Linked DNA regions of Homo sapiens: regions 2, 3 and 4 are each linked to region 1. The links are chromatin contacts, found by Hi-C or POLR2A ChIA-PET in ENCODE. All regions are on one chromosome and are shown on one strand. Each heading gives the region's core, a stretch centred on a gene start or an enhancer-like site at or near the end of the contact. The rest is flanking DNA. Distances are from core to core; before and after follow the strand shown. Region 1 holds the start of PPP3CA (protein phosphatase 3 catalytic subunit alpha). Region 2 overlaps DAPP1 (dual adaptor of phosphotyrosine and 3-phosphoinositides 1). Region 3 overlaps MANBA (mannosidase beta). Region 4 overlaps NFKB1 (nuclear factor kappa B subunit 1).

Region 1 (6,509 bases), core at 2,520-5,019:
TACATGCTAGCAGATTCTATAAACCTCAAAAATAACATAGTTGAGACAGACTCAACCTACGTCTCTAAAGCTGCATTCTAAAAGTACAATTAAGAAAACAGTCACATCATATTACTACAAACCACAAGCACATCTTTATTTGTAAATAGCAATTTCTTATACAACAAAAGCCAGATGACACTAATAAATATAACTGTAAGCAAATGCCATGGCATGCCATGGTAATAACAATCTGAATATTTATTTTTGTATGTATATATAGTAAATAATACTACACATACTTCGTAAAAAAGAGAAAACTTATGGAGCACAAATACTTCCTCAAAGATAATTTCTTTTCTGTATTAAAGAATGAGTTAAATAGCCATTGAGATGAAGTTCTAACAAAATTTCAAGTAAATAATGGTTTCTAAACTCCATATTATCTAATTTTTGCAAATTAAATCACTTGTTAATATGTTTCACATCCAGCATACGCGTACTTTCCATTCATTCAGTACGTGTATACATACTCAAGGGGAAATATTATTTCACAGAAAGCTAATAATCAAAATAGATTATCTCAAATAACTAATAATAAAAATCTTATGTATGACAAAAGGTTGAATCCAACCTTGTATAATGCCTTTCATGCCAATAATATTCTACAAGAAAACAGGATAAACAATAACAGTGTATCCACCTTAAAATCAGGATTCATCAACAAAACTTCTATAAACAAAATTTCACATTTCACATCTCACATCAGGATCTCTATCAAAACAAATGCAAAATTAACTTTTCCTATTTTGAGTCTACTATCCACATAGTATGTGAATAAAATTTTTTAAATTATGGGTGAGTGTGTGTACCTAAAATGAAAAGTCATTTATAATGGTACAGTATTGAAAAAAAGCAAGGCAAAGTAGCCTTGGAATGGTTGAGTGGGCTCTTCCATTTTAAGCAGTAGAGAAACTAAGCCAGAAAGTATAAACATTTATTTTTACATGTTCACCTGATGACTTTACACCTACATTAAGAATCCACATCCTATGATTTAAAACAGGGAATGTGACCTTATGTGTGCACAAGTGTTTTTTTAATTGCCAACACGTTCACTAGTATCATTTGAATTATAAGCTTTACATTGTTTTGATCTTAACCTAGATTGGAGCTACATCTAAACTTCACACATTAAGGAGATAATTGTCATTCTCTGATATTTCTGCAAAGGGTCTCAATTTTTGAAAATGTCAACAGAAGCCTTTCATGCAAAACACAGCTCTCTCAAATAAATGTGAATGGACTGTTTCCATGAAAATCCATGCCTGCAGGAAAAATAAAATAGCTGTGCATCTCTCTGCAGCCCTATTTCGAATCATTTTTGCAGAGCTATTTCCTCATTATTTTCATGGGTATATGAATCCTGCACCGAAGCTGAAGCAGGAATGATTCCAGTAAAACCAAAACAAAAGAAGATATTTTGTTCTTTCTGAAAAAAGGGAACGTAATTTCCCCCATCACCACCACCACTCACACAGAAAAATTACTTTAAAAACTGAGTAAACCTCTAAGGAGAAAGAATCATTTCTGAAACCCCAGAGGGACTTGTGTATCATGGTCTTTGGGCTGCTGGGTTACTTCACTTTTAAGTGCTCATGGTGCAAACGACTTGATTGCCTTGCACTCTAGTTGCATGCTCTGGCCACATTAGATACCATCTCTGTTCTACACACAACACACACACATTACACCAGCCAGTGCTGTTTCCAATTTCAGAGGCCCGCTCCCCGCACAGCTCATGCCCATCTCTGCTTTGCTTGGTGTCCTGACCCCCAGGAATGTGAGATACTACTTAATCCAAGTGGTTCTGCTCTGTTGCCTCAGCCTTCCAGGATTCATAGGATGGTTCCTCCCCCACTACACCTAGGAATACAAGGAGGCCGATAGATTCCCGTGCGACAGAGTGATCAACCACAGCCTGTCCCCTTCCTCACTCCGCACATCCCAGTTTCTCTTTGCCAGCAACCTCAGTGCATCCTTGCCAGGAGTTTATCATCCCGTAGGCGGCGAAGAGGAGGCAATAATAGGAATCCAACAGCCCGTTACAAAAAGGATGCCAGGGCACGGAGGAAGCAGGCGGAATGAGGTTATCACTTGGGAGGTGTGCACGAGTGGAGAACCCTTTAAGAGCAATGACAGGTCGGCGGGGGACAGCCGGGGATGGCAAGAGAGGCTGGAGAAGTGGTTTTCGTGTCTCTCCCCGGGGCGTGCGGGGGAAATCCCGGGGCGGCAACGGCTGGTGCTCTCAGGTCGTTCCCCGCCTCCCGCGCCCCCCGCGGCCACCCTCCAGCCAGCGACCGCCCCCGCCCCCGCCCCGCGCGGAAGGAAGCGCCGGGCTCCCCCCACGCTCTCCCGCTCTCTCGCGAGTCCTGTGCAGGCCCTTCCAGGGGGAGGGGGAGGGGGAGGGGGGCGCGGAGGGAATTGCTGCAATGGAGCTCCAAGACAACCCTGCCCAAGTGAGGCAGTCGGTGGAAAGCCACGGCCACATAAAAATGCCGTATTAATTTTTAAAAAGCCATCAATCACCCCTCCCTCTGCAGAAGAAAACCATAAACCCGATCCCATGCAAGCCTGTGAGCAGAGCCACCCACTTCCTATTTCTGTCACAGCAGCTACACCCTACCAGCAACCACCCCCCGGGCGCCCCCTCCCACCACCGCCACCCCCGCCGCCACCTCCCCGCGGCTCAGCCATTTGCCAACTGACGCCCCCGTCAATAAAAATGCCCCAAGTGAGGCTGGGTGGGACGCGTGGGGGAAGGGCGCCGCGGGGGCGGGGGGTTCGCGGGGTTCGCGGGTTGCACAATATCCTAGAAGGTCCGCGGCTGGAGCGGACAGAGGAGAACCTGGGGCGGGGGAGGGGAGGAAAGGCGAGGCGAGGCAAGCTGCCCTGGCGCCTGCGGCACACGGTGCACCCAGGCCACCGCGGCGCTCCGCTTACCTTTCACCACCCTGTCGGTCGTCGACAACTTGGGATCAATTGCCTTGGGCTCGGACATCTCCAGCTGCCGGAGGACAGCGACGCGCTGCTCGTCCGTCCGACTGCACACCCCGACCGGACCGGCGGGCCAGACACTCAACGCCGCCGCCGCCGCCGCCGCCGCCGCGCTGCAAACCGCTCGGCTGGAGGTCTAGGCTCTGAGCTGGCTTTAAAGTTGCTGCCTTTTCCGCGCGTCCCTCCTCCGCCGCCGCCGCCTTCACTCCTCCTCCGCCGCTGCCGCCAGCCCCGCCGACTCGCTCCGGGCTGCGCGTGTGTGGTGGTTATTTATTTATTTTCTGAGCACGCCTCCCGGTTCTTCTTTTATTCTTGGGGGAAGGGGGATGGGGAGGAGAAGCGCACACACGAGCACCCACCCCGGCACGGAGACCCAGCACCGCGGAATGGAGCCCCACGCGCGCACACACGGCCAGGATTAAGACCGATCACATGGGGAAGGCCGGGGGCGAGGGAGGAGAGGCAGGGCCGCCGATGTCAGTGCCACCAGCCGCACCTTGGCGTCCCCGGCGGCGGAGAGGCGGCCGCCGCTGCTGCCGCTGCTGCTGCCGCTGCCGCTGTTGCTGCTGCCGCTGCCCCTGCTTCTCCACACAGAGCGCCGCCGCTGGTGCCGCGGCCGCCGGAGACGTCCCGCCGCCGCGATCGCCCGCGCTCGCCTCTGCCTCCCCGCGCCGCTCCTCCACTCACCAAGGCACAGCCGCCGAGCTCGGCAGACACAGTCCCGGGCACAACCTACCCCCCTCCGCCGCCGCCGCCGCCGCCAACACCGCGCCCGCCTCCGCCTCCTCCCCTTCCTCCTCCCGGCCCCCGCCTCTTGCGCGCCTGCAGCCTCCTCCTCCCCACTGAGCCCGCCCCCGACCTCCCGCCCCGACGCCGGAGTTCCTCGCGTTCATTGGCTAGAGGGCGCATCACTCAGTGCCAGGTGGCGGCCTCCCCGCTTGTCCCGCCTCCCGCTCCTCCTCATTGTCCCCGCCCCTTGCTCTGTTTTCTTCCAGCTGCCGGACCAGCGGGCCTGCCGCCTCTACGGACCAGTCCCTGCTCAGGTGTCACTTTTGCTGGCAGGCCGAGATTAGGGCAGGAGAGTGGGCAAGGCGTCGCGGCCAGGAGGAGAAGGGCTCTACCACGCCACCCTCCTTTGGCCTCCGAACGCGGACCCCGCACACACACACCCGCGCCTCTTTGGCAAGCGTGCCTTGTCGGCTGGGTTAAGCCGCAGTGTGAGTAGCCAAGTGCAGAGGGTGTCTCCGGGTGTGTGCGTGGCCCACAAGAGGGCAAGAAGAGAGAAGGCGGGGATAGGAGGGAAGAGGGTGGGGGTGAGAGGCAGCCCTGAGAGGGCGGAGGAAGGAAGAGGCTGGGAGCTCGGCGCCCGCGGCGCAGCTGCCGTCGCTGCCGCAGCTGTCCAGGGAGGATCGCCAAAACGGCGACGAATAAACAACTTACCTTGCGGAGAAGAGCTACGACTGCGATGCGGTGTACGGTTGTTTTTGCTTTTGCGTTGGCGGCTTAGGGGCTGTTACTGTGTCCCACCCAGGCGTGCACACCGAGCGGCGGGGCGCTGTGGAACGCGGGAGCGGACTAGCGGAGGAGGATGCGGACCAAGCCCCAGCGACCCAGGGCAACTCGGAGCTACCTCGGGCAGCCCTGCGGGTCTCCGAGGAGAACCGAGGAGACGGGAGAAACATGGGAGAGGGTGGCCTTTTCCCTGTTCACACACACATGCACGCAGCCACTGGCCGGGACAGTTGACACCCATCTTCCTTCCCTGCTCCTTCCAGTCATTCTACACCCGCTTGGTGCTGCCAGTGCGGGCAGGGCCTTGGAGCCCAAAGCGGATCCCCACACTTGTCCCTACGGTCGGAAGGAAAGTAGAGGAGAGAAAGTCAGGCGCGGCAGGGCTAAGAGCAATAGTGGCCCAAATGTTCCTGGCCCGCCTGCTGCGCCACAGAGTCTGAAAAGCGGGTCTCCGTCTACCAGAAGGTGACCTCCACACAGCCCCTCTCCCCGACCAACTGCAGCACCCAAGGACTGGCAACGTGGTTGGAGCTTTTGGGGGGAATTATGAAGAAATCTGAATAAATTTCTCACCCTTCATGTTTCCTGTTTTATTTCCAAAGTCCTTCAGTATCAGGTTTTTCCTATTTCCTCAATTGGACCACGGGTCCAATAAAAGGTTTAAAATACACACACACACACACACACACACACACACACACAAAGAAAACAAAAACAAAAAAAAAAGTTTAGGGAGCTGGGAGATGAAGCCAAAAGAAATGTTTTGGAGACAAGGATTAGATTAAAGCTCAAACTTGAAAATCAATTTTGAGTAAGAGACTGATTGTGCTGCAGCGTGACTTTGATGTGGACTGCACGGAATAGAAACACACACTAGATACCTCTGTGGAGGCCTAGCAAAAGGAGCAGACGCAGGGTGTGTCCCACCAAGATAGGGAGGCTGCCACTGGCACTGAGATTCTGCTGCCCAATTTCCAACCCCAGGATACTGGGTGGCAATTAGACAATTCATTCAATAAAGATATTTTCTGTACTCCTTTTATTTATATGCCAGACTTTGTGGTGGGTAATTAGGTGGGGAGGGAGTGTATTTGAAAATTGTCCTTGCCCTCAATAAAGCCTAAAATTTTCAGAGAACATAAAATTATGAGCTCTGAGAGGTCACTGTAATCTCAGGAAGGGGTTGTTGGAAACAGCCTCCTGAGCACGGGCAGAGCTAGTTGCTAAGGCAGATTTGGGAAGTTGGTCCCTGGCCAGATGGCACACAGGGAGCGATGCCAAGACCTGTGGGTGAAGAGGGCCTGCTTCAGAAAGACCAGGAAACCATGTCCAGGGATGCTCATTTCCAAGGCCAAGACATTCTCTCCTACATATTAGAAAAAAATGAAGTTCCCACCTTTATTTGGAATAACTTTTTACTAGGTATAGGATAAACATCTTTGAACCAAGATCAGAAGGCTTAAAATGTCAGCACCATATAAAATTACATGATACAGATAGGAAATAAAGGCACACCTTTCAGGCACACCCTTTAGTCCGCTACAAGTCTAGGACACCTCCTAGCTAAGGTATGTATGGGAAGAAAAAGTTATGACTCACAATCACTTCCCAACACATTATCAACATGAACTTTTAATGCCTGTGTATGATTCCATAACTGCTGCAACACTGACACCTCTTAAACAAAATTGGATCCTGCTCTAAGGAAACAGGACGGCAGCATATTAACTAGGGACTACTTGTGTTCATACACCTGACCTCCTGAAGTAGACAGACAGATCATCTTTTTTATTCGGTTACTGTTTCAGATGTCCTACCCTCTCCTACTGCCATTCTTTTTCTGTCCTGTCCAGAGATCCCCAACCTTTTTGGCACCAGGGACTGGTTTCGCGGAAGACAATTTTCCCATGGATGGTGGTTGGGGGTGGTTTCAGGATAAAACTGTTCCACCTCAGATCGTC
Region 2 (6,509 bases), core at 1,400-3,899, 1.5 Mb before region 1:
TAAAATTAATTTTAATTTGAGAATTGGGTGGTTCTTCAGAAAACAACTAGTGACAACTTAGAATTTTTCCAAACTTCCTTGGATGTTTGCCAAAAATACAAAATGTTCTCAGTTTATAGATGAGTTTTATTCGAAAAAGGAAAAAGCAGCTGAGGAAGGGAATTAAGCCAACATTTTTAGAGTGTTTGCTAGGTTCCAGGCATTCACCTACATCAACTTATTTCATCTCAGCCACCCACAATAATGCATACAACGGTCCTATTTTCAGATGAGGAAAGGAAAACTCAGAGGTTTTAAGTCACTTGCCCAAGTTTTCACTGCTGGTAAACATCAGGGCTGAGATTGGAATCTGGGCTAATCTGGTTCTAAAGCATAGATGCTTTCCATGCACCTTGCTATCTTTTGAAACTGGTCCCACAATAACAGTACATTGTTGCCATGGTACAGTGTGGCCTTAAATGGATTTGGAAGAACTCAGAGCTGAGATTGGAATCTGGGCTAACCTGGTCCTGAAGCATAGATGCTTTCCAGGCACCTTGCTATCTCTTGAAATTGGTCCTACAGCGACACTGCAATACATTGCTGCCATGGCACAGCATGGCCTTTAATAAATTTGGAAGAATTTCTGCTACAATAATGTAGTAGAATGATTGTAGGATATGGCAGGGCTGTAACACATGTCTTAGTCCTATCCCTCAGTCTCTTCTTTATCTCTTCTTTAAAGTCTACAATAACATGTTTGGTACATGAAGTAAACCTATTGTTCTAAAGAGTGTGAATCAACTTTAACTTCTGCCTTTGTATTTATTGTTATTCCCATTTTATTTACATGAATTGCTATTTCAGAAATTATACCAGAGGAAACTTTAAAACATAAAAAGGCTGAAAAGAAAACATCCCCCTAAATATACAGGCTCATCTTAGTCATGTGTCTTCAGCAAGGATATCAAACAGCCTGTCTAAGTATAACAAAGTAAAATAAAATTTACAGCTTGAGAGAGAAACTGAAAGAAAGGGAAAATGAGAGGTAAGATCAAATGACAGCAGGAACAAAGTATTTCAAATGAATATTGTACATTTACAGGAAGCAGTACAAGCATTTGGTAATGAAGCTTCTCGATGTTTTTTTCCCCTTATTTGGGCCTGTATGCTTAGTTAGATTTACAGGATGTTAGAATTGAAAGGGAGCTCAGGGACTATTGCATTTTTCCTTTATAAATGAAGAAACTGAGGCCTGGTTAGAAATGGGGAAGCAAAAACTCACATCTCCTTTCTCAAGCTGCCTCCTAAAGAATCAATTTCTTCAAACTTTGATTTATACATGTCAACTCTTGCCCACAATACAGCACAGTATTTCACATGCCCTAGAAGTTTCCATGGTGACTAGATTGAGGCTGAGAATAATTATGGTATAATGAGTAAACACACAAATTCTAAGTTTCAACTCCAGCCTCTGCCATTTGCCGGCTCTGTGTGTCTCCTCAGGTAAGTTAAATAATCTCTCTGAGCTTCAGTTTCATCATCTTATGAAACTGATTAGATGGTAGTAGCTCATACTTTAATGACTTATTGTGAAGATTGAATGAAATTAGGCACATAGGACATTTGGAATGATTCTTAGCATAGTATAAGTATTCAATAATTATTATTCATATTTAATAAAATGCTTTTATGGTTATTAATTCCATCAGATTCTATGCAAAAGCTGTACGTTCTTTGATAAATAATAAAGAATTAGTTTAGGGACAATTGAATTTGCATTTATCAAATGTTTGTGATGTCCTCTTCAAACTTTAATCTAGTTCCATAGTGGACTCATATAAGTGGTAGAATCAAGTGAGCACTCCAAAAATAGTGACTTGACTTGGATATTTGAACAGAATTTTCTCCTACACTGACTAACTGGTATGTCTCTCCTAGTTCAGTGCACTTCACCCTATGAGACTGGAAATTAAATATTAAAACCCCTTCACATGTAAATGAACAAGGCTTAAAGTCCATTTGCAGAGCAGGTGGCAAAGAAGGAAGGAAAAAGATCTTGAATAACCCTATTCTCTCCCACCAACCCCAAGAAATCTACTTCTCATTGGAAGGAGGGGAGAGAGGAACTCATTATGCCAGTTGCAGAGCTTATTTTCTGAACCTGAGGGCAGTAATGAAACACGGATGGACATGATCTGATTTTAATTTAATTCAACAAAATGTTTTGAGTGAAATGGCCCTGTGAGCCACTGATAACATAGAAAGATAAATCAGATATTATTCTTGCCTTCAAACACCTTACAGGCTAGCTGGGGTACCTGATGAATAAGCACTGACCTCACTGCATAAAATAAATACTCTAAACAAAAGTTTTTCTTTAGGAGTTTTGTGTACCCTGTGCTACACTCTATTTCAGATACCAAACCAATGCCTAAGAATTGAGACTGTTCTTACTCTCTTTCTGAGTTCCTGCTGGAATACAAGATAAAGGGTCCTTCAATGCAATTTCATATTATTGCATACAGTTATATATGTAACTCTTACACATAACTGTAAGTTACCATTCAGTCAAAGTAAATGGAAATGCCTGCCTTGGTCCAGCTCTGATCATCTCAAAAACATACCTCCGCTAAGCATGGCTGAAACCAGGTTTCATGTCAAAGGCAGGAAACAATAGTCACCTTTACGTAGTTCAGAAACTGAAGTGAAACTTATAGCCAAGTTTCCAAGGCCTGTGGTTACTGGTCTTCCTCATTCTTCTTGCTCTGCTACCCCTGCCTCCTGTTGCCTTTTTCTAAATCTCCCAGCTGAGTCCTGGAGTTCATTTGGTCTGAATCTCAGTAACCCAGGGTCCCTTTCTTCCCGAGCTGAGGCACTAACTTGGACCTTGGAGGCAAAGTATTAAGAGTCTGTGGTAGCGACAGTAGATAAGTTTGTTTGTTTGTTTGTTTGTTTGTTTGTTTTGAGACAGAGTCTCACTCTGTTGCCAGGCTGGAGTACAGTGGCGCCATCTCGGCTCACTGCAACCTCTGACTCCCTGGTTCAAGCGATTCTCCTGTCTCAGCCTCCCGAGTAGCTGGGATTACAGGCATGCGCCACCATGCCCGGCTAATTTTTGTATTTGTAGTAGAGACGGGGTTTCATCATGTTGGCCAGGATGGTCTTGATCTCCTGACCTCATGATCCGCCCCCTCGGCCTCCAAAAGTGCTGGGATTACAGGCATGAGCCACCGCGCCCGGCTGATAAGTTTCTTTTGATTGGAAATGACAGAAACCAGCTCTGGCTAGCTGGGTTTTTTTGGTCTTGTTTTTGATTTTGTTTTTAAGTGAGTAGGGTACAAGAACAGGGAACAGGAGCAGAATTTTTTTTTTTTTTTGTGATGGGGTCTCACTCTGTTGCCCAGGCTGGAGTGCAGTGGCACGATCTCGGCTCACTGCAACCTCCGCCTCCCGGGTTAAAGGGATTCTCCTGCTTCAGCCTCCCAAGTAGCTGGGACTACAGACGCATGCCACCACGCCTGGCTAATTTTTGTATTTTTTTTAGTAAAGACGGGGTTTCACCGTGTTAGCCAGGATGGTCTCCATCTCCTGACCTTGTGATCCGTATGCCTCGGCCTCCCAAAGTGCTGGGATTACAGGCATGGGCCACCGCGCCCTGCCCAGGAGCAGAATTTTTTAAAAGGATATTAACAATATACCCTCCCAGAATTTAAGGGCAAGTTGAACAACCAAGAGACAACAAGGAATCTGCTTAGTAATCATGGCAAGTCTGAGGCTTTCAGTCAATTGATGTGTCTGTCTTGATTCATCTCTGATCGTCTCAGAAGTGTACCTCCGCTCAGCCTTTCTGAAACCAGGTTTCATGTCAAAGGCAGGAAACAATAGTCTACTTCATGTAGTTCAGAAATTGAGTTGGTGGACCTTCTCTCTAGAGAAGCAATTAAGTGGATCCCCAAGAAGTGAATCCAATTAGTGTGACCAGGTCAGGTATTCGAGGGCCGGGCCAGGTCTGGAGGTATAACATGGTTATAGGGAACCTATCTCTGTATACTGGGAGGTACAATCTCTGCAGAAGGGGAAATCATTAAGCCTCACAGCCATGCCAAGAAGTCTGTATATTGGCTCTTCCTTGGGCAAGAATAGTCATCTAAGGAGAACTGTCTTTTAGGACACCAGATTTTTATCAGTATAAGTTGCCGTTTTATAAGTACTTTGTCATCTTCATCTCACAATTTAGTTTAGCCTCATTTGTGGGGTTACTAGTTAAAATCAATCTACAGTCAGTTTTACTCTCTTGGTTGACTCAATGCCATTTTCCTTTGTTTTACTTTTGTTGAATTAAACTTTAGAGGAGGTTTTCAAAATAGAATTTGGGTTCCTCCAACAGAGATTTGAAAAGTTATGCCTGCGGTTATTGTCCTTTCTTGCCTCAGGCCTGGAGAATTGTGGACCTGGGAGGCTGGTTCATCCCAGGTTCTTTCTTGGTTCAAGCCTGCATTACTGTAGCATTCATTCATTAATTCATTCACTCATCTGCCTTCATTATGTCAGAAACTCTATCAAGTGGTAGGGATACAAAGATAAATTTGACTGATAGGTGCGCTGAAGAGGCTCACAGAGGTTGGAAATGCACACGTTGGAAAGGCAGTGGCTGTCTAATACCAAGAGGTGACAGCACTGCAGGCTCAGGCAGCAGCCCAGCCCAGAGATCCTTACCCTGCAGCGCAACTGGCCCCGGTGGCTATTTCTCCTCCAGGGACTGATACTGTGGTAGGAGGATAATGCCCCCACAGGACGTCCACATGTCTCCCTGGACCTGTGAATATATTGTTACATGGCAAGAGGGAATTAAGTTTGCAGATGGAATTAAGGCAGCTGATCAAATAACTTTGGGGTGGGGAGATTATCCTAGATGGTCTAAGTAAGACCACTGTAATTGACAGGGTCCTCATAAGTAGTAGGGAGCCAGAAGGGAGAGAACCAGAAAGATGGCAGCAGGAGAAGGATCTGACTGGCTGTTACTGGCTTTGAAGACAGAGGAAAATGGCCACAAGTCAAGACATGAGGGCACCTCTGAAAGCTGGAAAATGCAAAGGAATGAATCCTCCCTAGAGCCTCCACTAGGAAAGCAGCCTTGCCAGTTTTAGACTAGTGAGACCCATTTCGAACTTCTGACTTCCAGAATTGTAAGATGATAAATCTGAGTTGTTTTAAGCTGTTATGTTTGTGGCAATTTGCTACAATAGCAATAAAAAATTAGGCCAGGCACAGTGGCTCACGCCTGTAATCCCAACACTTTGGGAGGCCGAGGCGGGTGGATCACCTGAGGTCACGAGTTCGAGACCAGTCTGGCCAACATGACGAAACCCCGTCTCTACTGAAAATACGAAAATTGGCCCGGTGTGGTGGTGGATGCCTGTATTCCCAGCTACTTGGGAGGCAGAGGCAGGAGAATCGCTTGAACCTGGGAGGCAGACGTTGCAGTGAGCTGAGATCGTGACATTGCACTCCAGCCTGGGTGACAGAGCAAGACTCCGCCTCAAAAAAAAAAAATTAACACAGGTATTATTATGTGAAGTGTGTGCCTGGTCGTATCAACTAAGTACATCTTTCTGGAGTGTCATTTAAAGCATTATTTTCATATTAAGTATTAAATATATGAAGTAGAATGAAAATTAAGCATCAACTTTGAAGATAAAGTATAAGAGTTCAAAATGTATCTAATTTGGGAGCTGCTTTGATCCCTAGGCTTCAGTTCCCCTCTCCTCTTCTGTAAGGTGAAAGTGTTTGAGAGGCACCAATTTAACTATAGTTAATCACAAGTAGTGATTACTAGACTACCACCATTTTTATTCCTAGCAGAATGTTGCGTCTAGGTCTTTTTTAAGATTTCAAAATCCATGTCCCCAAAGATGCAATCATTCAAATTTTATTTAAGGATTTAAAAATATTCTGTCAAAGAATAATAATATCTAATATGTTATCATTCTCCCACAAACATTTATTTGGTGCCTTCTGAAGGAAGCATAATTATTCTCACTAGTAAGGAGCAGAAGCTTGTAATGGTTGTCCAAGGCCGATAAGTACTGAATGGCGGTAGTGACAATTGAACCCTGTTCCTCTGCCTGTGCATCCAGTGCTCTTTCCAAGGGTCCAGAGTGACTATGAAGCACATCACTGGGAGTGTTTCTTAGGGTTGGGAGCCAGCGCTGAATTTACCATGCATCTACAATGTGAGCACTGTGTTCACAGAGCCCCTGAGCCTGCACAGCAGCTACTCTTGATATAGGTACTGCTGCTTTCATTCTGACTGTAAAACTGTAGCCGGCCCCTTCTCCTCATATGACTGGATCTGTTCTTATGGGAAGATCACATTGACAAAAGAGAGCACAATGTGCAAGAATGGGACGGTTCTGATAATGGCAAAATCTGTTTTTCATTGTGATCCCAATGCTGCAATGCCAATGAGAGACAGAAAGAGGAAGGGCCAGAGGCTTTCATTCTTCTCTGAGGTCGAGATCAGACAC
Region 3 (6,509 bases), core at 2,307-4,806, 1.3 Mb after region 1:
CTGCCATGTTCACAAAGAAATGTAGTCGGCCCTTTCCTCTCTCTCAAGTGTCTGCATTCTTTTCATGATTCCATACATTTCTGCTGTATGGGCTGCATTCAAAATCTGTAACTTCCCCAGGACCTTTTGTCTGAGTCAGATATGCTGCTGTCTCCTGATATACTCAGTTAAAAAAAAAAAAAATCCTAAACACGTTTCTAAGCTCAGTGGAAGAGGAGAGGCATGAAACAAAGATATAAAACTGAAGCAAGATGGATTTCAATGAGGTATATTTAAAACAGAATTATTTTTGCATAAAGCAAGCCCAGGGTAACAATAAACAAGAGCAATAGAGGTGAAATAAGGAGGGGCTGGTGATGAGAAAACAGTGTTCAATGTCCTGTCTGACACAGTACCAAGTGCTGGCGAGCATGAGGAGCCTAGGCAAGTCTCATATAACCACTTTGGATGGCAGTTTAGCATAATCTACAAAGCTGAACTCATGCATCCTCCATAATCATGCCATTCCACTCCCAGCAGACATGCCGTTGGGGGCATATGTGCTCCGAGTGTTATATCAGTAATGTTCACAGCAGCATTACTTGGAATAGCCAAAACTGGCAACTACTCAAATTGCAACAGCAAAATGTGTAGTATAATAAAATTTTATACAACTTAAATAGACAAACTTACAGTTACACAGAACAATAAACAGCAGTCCCCCCTTATCTGCAGGGGATACGCTCCAAGACCCCCAGTAGGTGCCTGAAACTGCAGATAGTACCGAACCCCATATATACTATGACTTTTTCTGTCTGATAAAGGAGAAGGCTGCTGAGTGACTAACAGGTGGATAATGTATACAGCAAGGATATGCTCAACAAAGCGATGATTCATGTCCTGGACAAGACAGGGCAGGACAGCACGAGATGCCATCATGCTACACAGAACAGTGAGCAATTTAAAACTCATGAATTGCTTATTTCTGGAGTTTTCCATTTACTATTTTCAGACCACAGTTGACCATGGGTAACTGAAACCACAGATAAGGAGGCACTACTGTACCTAAATGTCAAAAACATAATGCTGAGCCAAATTAGCCACACACTAAAAAATACATGCTATATGGTTCCATGTACATAAAATTCAAAAAGAGACAAAAGTAACCTAGTGATGGATGTCAGGATAGTGGATCTTCGGGAAGGAAACAGGGGTCATTACTGGGGAGGCTCGCAGAAGGGAGGGGAGAGTTTGAGGTGTGAAGTGCTAGTAATTAATGTTCTGTTTCTTGAACATGTTGACAGTTACCTGAGTGTTCATTTTCTCATAATTCATTAAGCTTTTCACTTATGGCTTGTGTATTTTTCTGTATGTGTCATATTTCACAATAAATAAAAAATAAAATGTTGTTTGACCAAAACTCCCTAGCTTTCTTTCTCAGGCTTACTTTTTCACCCTAAAACTCCACTGACAAAAGTGTTTGCCAGTCTTATAGAAAGAAAATATACTTTAAATGGTCCTAGAGACCTTCAAAATTACCTCCATCCTCAAGCTGCATCCTTTCCTCCCATGTGTTATCTTTCACCACTATTACAACGAAAACAGAGCCCCCCATCCCAAAGTGAATCCATCCTCTTCTTATCTCCTACCTCCCAGAGACCTTGCCCTCTCAACTACCTCCCTGCTTTCTAACTCTTTTTAGTCTTTCCCTCGCTACTGGCCCCTTTCCATCAGGATTTTGCTGTTGCTTTCCATTCTCTTAATGGTATCCTTTTCTATGTTGAAATCATTGCAAACTTGTAATAAAGTTCCAACAATAATACAAAGAACTCCTATATATAATACAAAGAATCCAGAGACCCCCCCATTCAAGTTTTCATCAGTTGCCCCAATAACATTATGACAAAAAAGATCACTGCACTGCACCCAGTTCGTACATAGTCTCTTCCACTGTAGGACAGTTCCTCAATCTTTCCTTGACATTTTTGAAGATTATAGTAGATTGAAGACTGAAGACTGAAGACTGAAGGCCCTTGTGTCCTTTCAATGTGTCACATTATTATTGAGTACCTCCTTACTTCCTGGAACAGCAAGATATTTCAGGCTCCAGCTCGAGAATCAGTCATTTCTCCAAAGAGCCCTGATTGCTTTCAGCACAGAGTGGTATTCCAAATCAACATATGGGTCCTAAATCTACTCACTGCTACTAGAGAGCCACTCTTCCCAGGCGCTCTGAGAAAGGATTAGGAAATGTGTGAAAAGAACTAGGAAATGTGTGTGTGTGTGTGTGTGTCTACCCACACATACACATGCATTTACAAAGACATTTATTTCTCTGTCTACACATACTGAAAATCATAACTTCATACTATTAGCTCCAATTTGAATCCACTGTAGCTTTCCCCCCTTCTATGTTGATACCACCTTTCTCCATTCATGAAAAGGCTGGCTTCCACCACTTCAATATATTTACTTATTTGTTCAGTTGCCTATGTGAAGCCAATCTGATCCCAACTGGCCACCATTACCACCTGGTCTAAGCATAGTTTCCAATCAGACGCTTTCAGAAGAGTTGCCTATATTCACCGTCTTTACTTCCATACCTTGAGTCATTCCTCAACCCACTACAATTTGATTTCCATGCTGATCAAGGTGACCAGTAATCTCCTTGCCACCAAATCTAAAGAATCTTTCTCAATTCTTTTCTAACTTGAACTCCCTTGCAGCATTCAACACTCTGAACATTCTTTGCTTCTTAAAACACTCTTTCCCTCTGGTTTCTGTGACTCCCCACTCAAATTGGTTTTCCCTCCACCTCGTCAACCATTCCTTCTTAGATTCTTCTACTGGCTTCTCCCCAAACCCCAACCTTACTAATTATGACTGCCTGGGGTTCTGTCCTAGCTCTTTTCTCTGTGCCATCCCTGAGGTATTTCATCCGCTACCATGGCTACAATTATCTACATTCTGCTAACTTACACATCTATATCCTTAACCCACATGCAATCCCTAAGCTTAAGATCTATCTAATGAAACACCTATCAAATATTATTCCTTGGGTGTCTCTCAATCACCCCACACAAAACACATCTAACACTGAAATAATTTCCACCCAACCCCTTCCCCCAAACCTTCTCTTCTTTCTGAGTAATGTAACTCAATGAACAGAGTTGCCCTGCCTGTTCAGAGGCTGCCTGTTCAGCAGCCCAAACCAGCAGCTGAGGAACCATTCCTAACTCCTTCTTTTTTCCCACCCCCACATCATCAAGCCTGCTGAGGTTATATCCTAAATCTCTTTCAGATTTATTTCCTCAGCAGTTCTGTAGACCAACCAATCCTCATTTTTTGTCTGAATCACCACCACAGTCTTCTAACTGGTCCCCTACTCTTGCCATCCTTCCAATCTGATCTACACAATCTTTGTAAAATATGCATATAATCCTTACCCCCTCCTTAAAATCCTTCCAAGAATCCTGGCAGCACTCAGGACAGTGCTTCTTCCTTCACGTGGCTCACTAGGCCCTGCAGGACTTTGTCCTAGCTACTTTTACAACACCATCTCTTGTTCTTCAACTTCAAACTCAACCACAACTGCATTGAAATTTCTTTCACTTCTGCAAACACACAACATCCTTTCTAGTCCTTGGGCCTTCACGTTCTTTTCCCTCCGCCTCTTTGCTACATTACTTGGCCAAATTCTACTTATCCCTCAGGACACAGGCTCTGGGAATCTTCCCAGAATGCCCCTGCTCTGCACTTCCATGGCACTCTCTACATCTCTAGAGTGCTAATATATTCCAATGGCTCATTTAATGATTGAACTTCCCAATCAGATCATTAGTTCTACTAAGGTCTCAGAGAGAAACAGAAACAGTGTCTTAGTCACAGCTCTATCACCAGCACCTAGCAAAATAGCCAAAACACAGTAGGTGTGCCCTAAGTATTTACTGAATGAATCAGCCTCAAAAAATAGCAACTCTACGGCAGCCACAGCCAAAGAGCACATTTCACACACATGCATTAACTCAAGGTGTGGGGCAGTTAAACATCCTCCTTAAAGCAAACTCCTGTTGCTGCTCGATTCAAAGGCTGGCATCTTTATGTGTAATGAACAATAATACAGTCATATTAGCCTGAATGTAAAAGAATTATTTCCCTTAGAAAAAGACAGAAGTTCCTCTTCTTTCTCTGTAGTAAGTTGGAATGACTCATTATTTTTTACATTTTCATGAAAACAACACACAACAAACTCACTGTGTGAGACAGCACACATCCTCTCAGCCAAGAGGGGTACGACAAGAGTGAATGCTTTGGCCCTTAAGACGGGTCCAGGATGTTCTCCCTGTACATAACTCTGTGCATGTGTGCGTGCGCGCGCACACACACACACACACACACAAACACACATACACTCTCTTCCCCTCTCACACACACATACACACTCTTTCTCTCTCTCCCCTCCCCCCTTACACACACACACACACACACACACACACACATTCACAGTGTCTCAGAAAATACACAGCATGATTGAACAAAAGAAAAACAGAAAATGCACTCCTGAAGGACATATCTCCATCCTTAGCATGTTGTCTGGCCCACAGGAGAGGAAATACCAAATGTAAGAGGTGACACCAGCCAACTGTAAACACCGAAGCTGGTGTCTGGGAGAGGAGGAGATCTTTGAAGAGGGTTAATACCATTTCTACTAACTATATGCCATGACTCTTATAAGCCAGATCCAAGCCATCTCGTTCTTATTGTCCCTATTTTACATATTTTGAGATTAAGTAAGTAGCCTATAGCTAATAAATAACAAAGTGCAGTTCTTTCCAATTCCTAGTGCTATATCCTAAAATGGGTAAAACTGAAAAATCAGAAAACACCAGTAGAAGCACCTTATTCAGAAAAATGAAGAAGAATGTCAGAGGAAATAAATAAAAGTTAAAAATGGTTGGTTCTGGGGAGTAGGAAGTAAGAATAGGAAGTGATGGGCAAGAGGTCTTATTTTTCATATAAACTTACTAGTAATATTTGAGTTTTAAAATTACACATGTATTATTTTGATATAAGGTACAATTTTAAATCATAGCAGGAGACTACTTATTGACAAAATAATATCTAAAGTATGATCCATTTAAAAATATAAGGCCGGGCGCAGTGGCTCACGCCCGTAATCCCAGCACTCTGGGAGGCCAAGGCAGTAGATCACTTGATATCAGGAATTCAAGACCTGCCTGGTCAACATGGTGAAACCCCATCTCTACTAAAAATACAAAAGTTAGCTGGGCGTGGTGGCGGGTGCCTGTAATCCCATCTACTTGGGAGGCTGAGGCAGGAGAATTGCTTGAACCCAGGAGGTGGAGGTTGCAGTGAGCCAAGATTGCACCATTGCACTCCAGCCTGAGTGACAGAGCAAGACTCTGTCTCAAAAAAAAAAAATATATATATATATATATATGTGTGTGTGTATATATATGTATGTATATATACACACACAGAGAGAGAAGCTTTTGAATGCTGTTACTAAAGATGATCTCTGATGGGTGGGGACACAAGAGTTTTGACGGTTTCTTCTTTTCCCATGAAGATCTGTATTACTATTTTTAAAAGAAATAAAATTATTTCACAAAATATTTTAAATTACTTACTTACCTTAGCTGATTTTTCAATATTTAAGCCTCCATCCAGTTCAAAAAGAACAGTCATGTTGTACCCAGTCTGGTTTCCATGTCCATGAGGCCACCAAGTTTCTACAGTAATATTCTTTTAAGAAAATTTAAAAGTCACTCTAATATGTCATATTTTCAGCAAAAAAGGCTCAAAGCATTACATCAATTTCTCAAATAGTCAAGTACAAAACTCTAGGTTCTAAAACAATGTAAGTCTCCCCACCTATATTATGCCCAATCAGACCAATTCATTGATAATATTTAAAAATCAGCATGCTGGGAATCTAGCATGGATCAATACATCAAAAGCAAAAGGAAAGAACAGAATAACATGAGTGTTCAGAAAAACAACTCTCCCTATCCCTAACACCGAGCTTACATTTATTCCACATTCTTAACACTTAAAATGGGACTCTGAAGTTGACTCTTCTTTCAAGCCAAAAACTAAAAATCATTTTGAGTTCTTACTTTATCTCAACAGCTACTGAATGTTATTTTGCTCCACCTTTTTCAGTACACAATTATCAATTAGAGGAATAGAAAAAAGAAAAAGAAAAGATAAAAATAATCCGTTCTACCTTGATATATGAAAGATCATGAGTTTAGAATTAAAATTGTGCATGTAGAATAAGTATCAATAATCAAAATAATTGACAAGTATCAAAAATAACCACTGCTATTTAAATATAATCCATAGAATGTATTTTGGCTTTAGGATACTACAAATACTACAGAAAATTAAAATACAATGATAAAAATAAAATGAGAGAAAGAATTGCCAAATTAATAATATATTCTCTATTTTCTTAATCTTAAAGTTTGGGAAAATCATTCTTTAGCTCATACTCACAGAAAATA
Region 4 (6,509 bases), core at 1,156-3,655, 1.2 Mb after region 1:
AAAGGATTAAATGTGTCCTGTTGTCACAAGAGGATGAAATAAGGAGCGGTGAATGGAAGCCCCAGGCGATAGAGGTTTCAGTTGCTGCTGACAGTCAGGGCTGTCTGAGGATGGAATGTATTGCCTCAGGACAAAGTGAGTTCATTGTCACTGAATTGGTTCAAAAATGACCAGGAAGACTACAGGGCAGGGAAGCTAACTTGTATTACAATAAGTAATTTTTTTCTTTTTTATTTGTATGCCCTTAGAAAGATGTTTACTTAACTTGATAAATCTGTAACAAGGGATAATCAAGATTTGGTTATAGGACAATTACAATTTTCTGACAGATCCCCCAAAATAATAGAAATTAATAGCTTACACACTACTTTATCCAAGCTGTAGAATGTATAACTTACTTCATATACTTTGTGTTTAGTCAGTTTATACAGGCTGAACAACATAAAGTTAAGACATAAAAGGGTTTTTTTTGCAGGTTTAAAGTACTACCATTTTTCCAAATTACTGGCTGATCCTAGAACTTTGAGAAACTTTGGTGTTTCCCCCCTTCCTACTTTTGTTTACATCATAGTACGTAGATGGTACAATATTTTGGTTAACCTCAGTCTGACACTTAGATTGTGTTCTCTTTTGCCCTATTAATGTCTAGAGTGTAAAAAGACCAGTAAAGTAGCACCAAGAAATCAAAGAAAATTTCCCAGTTCTACTCACTTGTAATTCTCTTAATTTAGTAGGGGCTTTCCACAGGAAATCACAATAGAATAGTTGAAATGCTCTTTATCTTATGTACTTTCCTTCTGAAGAAAGGGACAGTTAATTGGCTTTGTTCCCAACATGGTCCAAATTTTTATACAGGGCAGCTGTATTTACTGTAGTACAAAGGAGATTCTACACCGAATGATGTCTCTAAGTATTTTCAATAATTAAGAACCTAATTGCTTCTCTAGCCAGTGGGTTTCAGTGAAAGTGATAAAATAGATTTTCTAAGCAAGAAAAATACATAATGAGGGTGGTTGTATACCTTTAAGAAAAAAGAAATCAGTGATATTCAATCCCAAGTAAATTTGGATATCACAGAGTCAGAGATATTCTTAATTATTTTAAATTAAATTTGAGTCAAAAACAATGTGTTTAAAGACTTTAAAATCATTTTAAAAGAATGTTAGAAATTTACATTAATAATTTCTATTTTCAATGAATAAATGAGAAACCTAGAATTTTTGTTTTGGACACACTTTGATCATATCTAATGTGTTCTACTTCCTCTAATTATTTTTATGTTATTAGGATTTTTAAAAAATCTCTTAGATTAAAATTTCTCAGTGTATCTTTGTTTGCGTGTCTTTTTTTCTCTCTCCACTTATGTAATTGAAGCATTTCTGACATATCCTCAGAACACACAGATTCTTATCAGGACTTAACTACCCAGGGCAGGGCCCTCCTTGGATTTACTGAAAATAAACACTTTGGGTACTCAGTCTCAGTTTTAATGACAAAAGTTGAAATCTTTGCCTAACATGAAGGTTTTTCTTTGTCTCTAAATTTTGATTTTCCATGCTATCAGAGGTCCCATTGCAACAGGTAATTTGAGTGTTGATTGTATGTTTTCTCAGTTTGTAATTGTGGTGAAATGTATTTAAAATGTTCACAATTTTAAAGTTAAGTTTACCTATAAGGTTCTTTCCAACTCAGAAATTCTGTGATGGTAAACTTTTTTTTTGTAGTTTGAAAATGTGATCTTTGGATGTTGTCTTCTGTGTCCTATGCATATGACTAGGAATCATAGAATTTTAGAGCTGGAAAATGAGTGAGACATTATCTAGTGATTCTGCAAATGAAGAATTAAAAGGCCCAAAGAGGTTAGGTGACTCACGCAGTATCATAGCAGTACCTGGTGACTAGAACTCTGGCCACCTACTGCAGCACTAAAAATTAACCCAAATGTTTTTATCTGAAAATTTGCAGACTTCAGGCTAGGCCTGTAAATAAATAAATAAGAAGTTAAAACATATTTGAGAAAGGTAAGCTTAATATGCCACATTTGGGAAAAGATGTGCCTGACACAAATGTATTTGGTGTAATAGAGAACATTCTTCCATTATACCGAAATGAAAATTTTGAACATTCTCAAAATTCTTGAATTTTGAGACATTTATGTTAAGCACAGTTTATTCAGACTCTCTATAAACTGTGCTGTCATCCCTGTTGTTTTCTCCAAGCGGAATCATACTTAAATTACAACTTTAGGGAGTTTAATGTTTCCTATTTTTGCACTCCTGGGATATTTTTCAGTGACTCAGAAGCATAAACTGACACTGTGAAGTTAAGGCTGTGTTCCAGTGGGAATGACAGCATGTCTCTAGGACGCTGATGGAGAAAGCCCTCCTCATGCAGCTGTCTTGCGGAGTCTCCCTGCTGGTGGTGAATGTGAGATCACACAGGGCCAGCAGCCAGGGCAGTACATCTCTGAGTCTCGCTTCTGGTTTTACCTAGAGCCAACCCTTGGTGATTGTTTGCCTCCTTGGCCAAGCCCCCACACAATAGGAAAACTGTGTCTCAAGGTCGAATTCTATTAATACCTGAGAGGTGAATTTATAAACATTTAAGATGTTTTAGCATCTCTGCAGCCAGTGTCTCTGTAAATGAAAATTGCTTCTCGAAGTAGAAAAGCATAAGGGAGTACAAGGGCTTCAAAAAATAATCCTTTTAGGAATAAGAATATTGCCAGGGTTAGGTGTTCCTAACTGGTTTCAAGCAGAGGAGTTAGTAAAATTCCAAAAGTTAATCAGCTTCATGTACTCAACTTTTGCTAGGACTTTGCAGAAACTCCTCAGGGATCCCTCAGAGTTAGATTAGGGAGATGAACCCTGCCAAAGGACAGTAACCATTCAACAGCTGGATAGCCTGTTGGGCCCCACTGTCCTCAGCCTTTCCTAATGTTGCCTGGGAACACCACTTTTCTGCTCCCTCCTTTTTCAGTGTAGCCTGGAGACAATTATTTATTTATTCACTAGCTCTTTTAACAAATATTGATTAAGTAGGTACTGGTTCTGTTCTAGGGGTTGGAAAAACAGAGAAAATTAAATAGTGCCTTTGTCCTCAGGAAACAATCCATTTAATAGAGAGACGAAGATATGCCCTTAAATACCTGAATCACCAGCATAACCAGCACCTGCGGCTGCCATGTGGGAATTGTTGAACAAGATAATTTTTGAATGAAAGAGTAAATGACCTAATTGCTCTAATGTAAAGATAAATTTCTAAGAGTCGGCTAGTTGGGATGATTATAGAAGGATTCAAGGGAGAGATGTATGAAAGCATAGATCTAACGAGAGAAAACAGCACAGCAGAAAAAGCAGCAAAGGCTCAAAAGTAGAAATCTCTGAGATCGAATGGAGAATAGTAAATAATTTGCTGGAATGAAGAGCACGTGGAAGGCAAGGGTGGTAAGAAGGCTGGAGATAGTAGATAAGGCCAAATCATGCAAGGATTTAAACTGTATGTTTTTAGAAAATGGGTAAGCTATAGAAATTTTATATAGGAATGAGAAATTATCAGCAGCATTGTGCTTTAGGACTACAAATCTGGTAGCAATCTGCTAACTGATATTGGAAGGGAAAGGCCCAGAGACACTAGTTGGAAGAATTGCAGTGATTCTTCATGAGCTAAACTAAGAGTTCAAGCTAAGATAGATAAACTAAGGAATGAGAATGGAAGAAAGGGACAAACTGAGATTTTTGGGGTGGTACTCAGCTGAAGTTTGGCAACTGGTTAAACATAAAAGACAAGAGACAGAGAGGAATCCAAGATGAAAAGACGATTTTGCTGCACTTTTTTAGAAGGCAGCATTTGTATTTCCATTTCCAGGAGGTGGAGTAGCTTTGAGAAGAAAGGTGATTAGTTCAGTTTTGGGCACATTGAGCTGTAACGGTATTATGGACAGGAAGATACCCTACAAACAGCTGGAAATTTTGCACATGCTTAAAAAGAAGATGAGAACATGAGATTTCAATTTAGCCATCATCTGCATGGAGTAGACAATTCAATCCAGGAGACTTGATAAGAATGTCAAGGGAGTGATCACGATAAAGGTGAGAAATGGACTGAGCATCGATCTCTGCTGAAACATCTCTTTGAGCAGGAAGAAGAGTGCCTTAGCAAAAGCAGCCAGTGAAATGGGGAGTTGGGGGAGACTTTCAAGGAGGGAATGGTAACATATCCCATTCCCAAAGAGGTCAAGTAGGGTTGAGGAATAATAAATGGCTAGTGGGTTTGGAAACATGGAATCTGTCATGACCTTTACACACTTTTTCATTTGATGGATCGGGGGATTACTTACATTTGCAAAGGGCCTCAGATTAAGTGGTAATGGTTCAGCATTAGTAATTAGAGATTTTCTTATGTACTTTGTAGGGAGAAATAGAATGGCATTCAAACAGGTTTAAGTTCCTCTTAAGAACCTTTCTCATTGGATTGTAGAGAAGAGCAAATGAAAGAATCGTTCAGTATTTCTTGGTATCATGCCCAGCCCATAGGTTTCAATTAATGTTAACCTTTACAGTTGTCATCATCATTATCCAGAAGGGGCTTTTTTTTAGAATAAGGAAGAAAAGCAGTGCTCATCTGTAGACAAGGGAAAAAATCCTTTGGAAGAGAGAAAGAGAAGGGTAATTCAAGAAGATCAGGAATAAACATTAAGGGTAAAAACAGAATGGTTAGCCCTGGAAAAGGGAACAAACATGTTTCTCTGAATTAGGAGAGGATATGTGAAGTAACAGGGATGTTTTGAGCCTCAGTGACAGTAAGGAGAAGAGAGAGTGAAGGAACTTGCACGCAGTGACTTCTACCTTCTCATTAAAGTCAAGAGAGAATCTCAACTGCAGATATCTGCTTAAGGTAGGAAGAGAGAAATAAGAATTGCTGTCATTTATTTTGTGGTTTTGATATAGCAAAAACTGTACTAGACACTTTACCTCCTTTAATCCTCAGAAAACTTAGAGATTATATATTTGTATTCACATTCTACAAATGAGAAAGCAAGTAAAAAAGTTAAGTAACTCTCCCAGAGTCCCCCAGATGGTCATGGGAGCCCAGATTCAGAGCCAGCTATGTCTTACTCCAAAGCCTGTGCTCTTTATTGAAACATACTCCACTAGTTTGAGATCTTGGAGGTGTACCCCTGCACTACTATCAGGACTACCCCTGATAAAGTCCTGTGGGGTAGTTGTTCCTATCCATCACCACAGTGAATATCAAAGAAGGGCCCTCTCATTTGAGGAATAACAGACAGTGAAATTGAGATGGACCAGAAATGCAAATCCTGGATCCCTGAGGGAAACAACAAAATGAAGCATAGAGGAAATATCTGAGTCTGGTGCCAAGACTCATCAGTACAAGAGAGAATGCCTAATGGGCAATAGCAGTTAGGGTGGGAAAAGAGAAGTACAAGGGGGTGTCTTGGAATTTGAGGGAAGAACTGCTGCCTTAGTTTTCGAAGGATGATTATTCGAGAGTTGCCCTCCCTTCACTTTCTCACAGCTGGCAGAATTCCTACCTCTTAGTGGTTAGATTCCTTTTTACCAGATACTGTAGGGCCAGTGCAGCAACCAGAGCCCCCAGCCAGAAACCCTGCCTCCAATTTAGACCAGTGTTCTGCTCTGGTGTGTAATAATCATATTCTAATTTAAATAGCCTATTGAGATGCTACATTGATATCTAGCCTTTTTTTTTTTTTTTTTTACTTTTAAGTTTTATGTGCAGGATGTGCAGGTTTGTTACATAGGTAGACGTGTCATGGGGGTTTGTTGTACTAATTATTTCATCACTCAGGTATTAAGCCTAATATCTGTTAGTTCTTTTTCCTGGTCCTGTCTGTCCTCCCACCCTCCACCCTTTGATAGGCCCCAGTGTGTGTTGTTTCCCTCTATGTGGCAATGTGTTCTCATCATTTAGCTCCCACTTATAAGTGAGAATATGCAGTATCTGTAATAATGGGTTTTCTGTTCTCGTGTTAGTTTGCTAAGGATAATGACCTCCAGCTCCATCCATGTCCCTGCAAAGGACATGATCTTGTTCTTTTTCATTTCTGCATAGTATTCAATTGGCCATTTTTTAAAAGACAAAATAACAAAAAAAAGAGTACAGTTATCTCCACTCCTCACCCACTACCTGCCACCTAACCCAACCCTTTATATTTTAGTAATTGCCTTCCATAAATAACATTTTATCCTGTCTTAATTATGCATTCATTAGTGTATTAATTATTGAATGCCCACAATATGACAAGCATTATTTCAAGCACTGAGGATACAGCAGAGAATAAATCAATATCCTCACTGTTTTTATTCCATTTTTTTAAGAGACAGGGTCTCACCCTGTTGCCCAGGCTGGAGTGCAGTGGTGCGATCATAGCCCAATGCCACCTTGAACTTCTGGGCTCAAAGGACACTCCTACCTCAGTCTCCCAAGTAGCCGGAACTACAGGTGCACACTACCACACCCAGCTTCCC

The links. A loop is a pair of places that touch in the nucleus more often than their neighbours do. ChIA-PET counts read pairs that join two places held with the same protein, here RNA polymerase II (POLR2A). Pooled maps may share reads with other maps.
Region 2: a loop to region 1 is called in a pooled map, with 9 times the contacts of the local background. The contact joins the enhancer-like site here to the promoter of PPP3CA in region 1. A Hi-C loop is called at or near these places in 5 of 37 single-sample maps with no recorded cell type and 9 of 50 pooled maps. POLR2A ChIA-PET finds 5 or more read pairs at or near these places in 2 of 52 experiments (B cell and activated CD4-positive, alpha-beta T cell).
Region 3: a map with no recorded cell type shows a loop between it and region 1 (6-fold over the local background). The contact joins the enhancer-like site here to the promoter of PPP3CA in region 1. A Hi-C loop is called at or near these places in 3 of 37 single-sample maps with no recorded cell type and 4 of 50 pooled maps.
Region 4: a map of psoas muscle shows a loop between it and region 1 (4-fold over the local background). The contact joins the enhancer-like site here to the promoter of PPP3CA in region 1. A Hi-C loop is called at or near these places in 1 of 168 maps with a recorded cell type or tissue (psoas muscle), 2 of 37 single-sample maps with no recorded cell type and 2 of 50 pooled maps.

Annotation. Positions count from the first base shown.
Region 1 is chr4:101,343,757-101,350,265 of GRCh38, forward strand. PPP3CA (protein phosphatase 3 catalytic subunit alpha) reads right to left here and starts at 3,770. Exons shown (of 14, transcript NM_000944.5): 1 at 2,983-3,770. The coding sequence starts at 3,040. It overlaps PPP3CA-DT (PPP3CA divergent transcript), which reads left to right and starts at 4,021. Exons shown (of 2, transcript NR_033874.1): 1 at 4,021-4,253; 2 at 4,568-5,127. RefSeq lists silencers at 2,156-2,545, 2,566-2,925, 3,396-4,005.
Region 2 is chr4:99,844,887-99,851,395 of GRCh38, forward strand. All of the region lies in intron 3 of DAPP1 (dual adaptor of phosphotyrosine and 3-phosphoinositides 1), which reads left to right. Among named protein-coding and RNA genes, the nearest start is that of DAPP1, 31 kb to the left of the region's middle. Within about 2 kb of position 2,650, at least 6 of the 41 ENCODE cell types and tissues checked have a DNase peak (open chromatin) inside an H3K27ac peak, as active enhancers do; they include B cell, where a contact is called at or near this core.
Region 3 is chr4:102,683,940-102,690,448 of GRCh38, forward strand. MANBA (mannosidase beta) reads right to left here. Exons shown (of 17, transcript NM_005908.4): 7 at 5,635-5,745. Among named protein-coding and RNA genes, the nearest start is that of MANBA, 74 kb to the right of the region's middle. RefSeq lists an enhancer at 3,771-3,820. Within about 2 kb of position 3,557, at least 6 of the 41 ENCODE cell types and tissues checked have a DNase peak (open chromatin) inside an H3K27ac peak, as active enhancers do.
Region 4 is chr4:102,552,311-102,558,819 of GRCh38, forward strand. The region is part of intron 5 of NFKB1 (nuclear factor kappa B subunit 1); the gene reads left to right. Among named protein-coding and RNA genes, the nearest start is that of NFKB1-AS1, 53 kb to the left of the region's middle. Within about 2 kb of position 2,406, at least 5 of the 41 ENCODE cell types and tissues checked have a DNase peak (open chromatin) inside an H3K27ac peak, as active enhancers do; they include psoas muscle, where a contact is called at or near this core.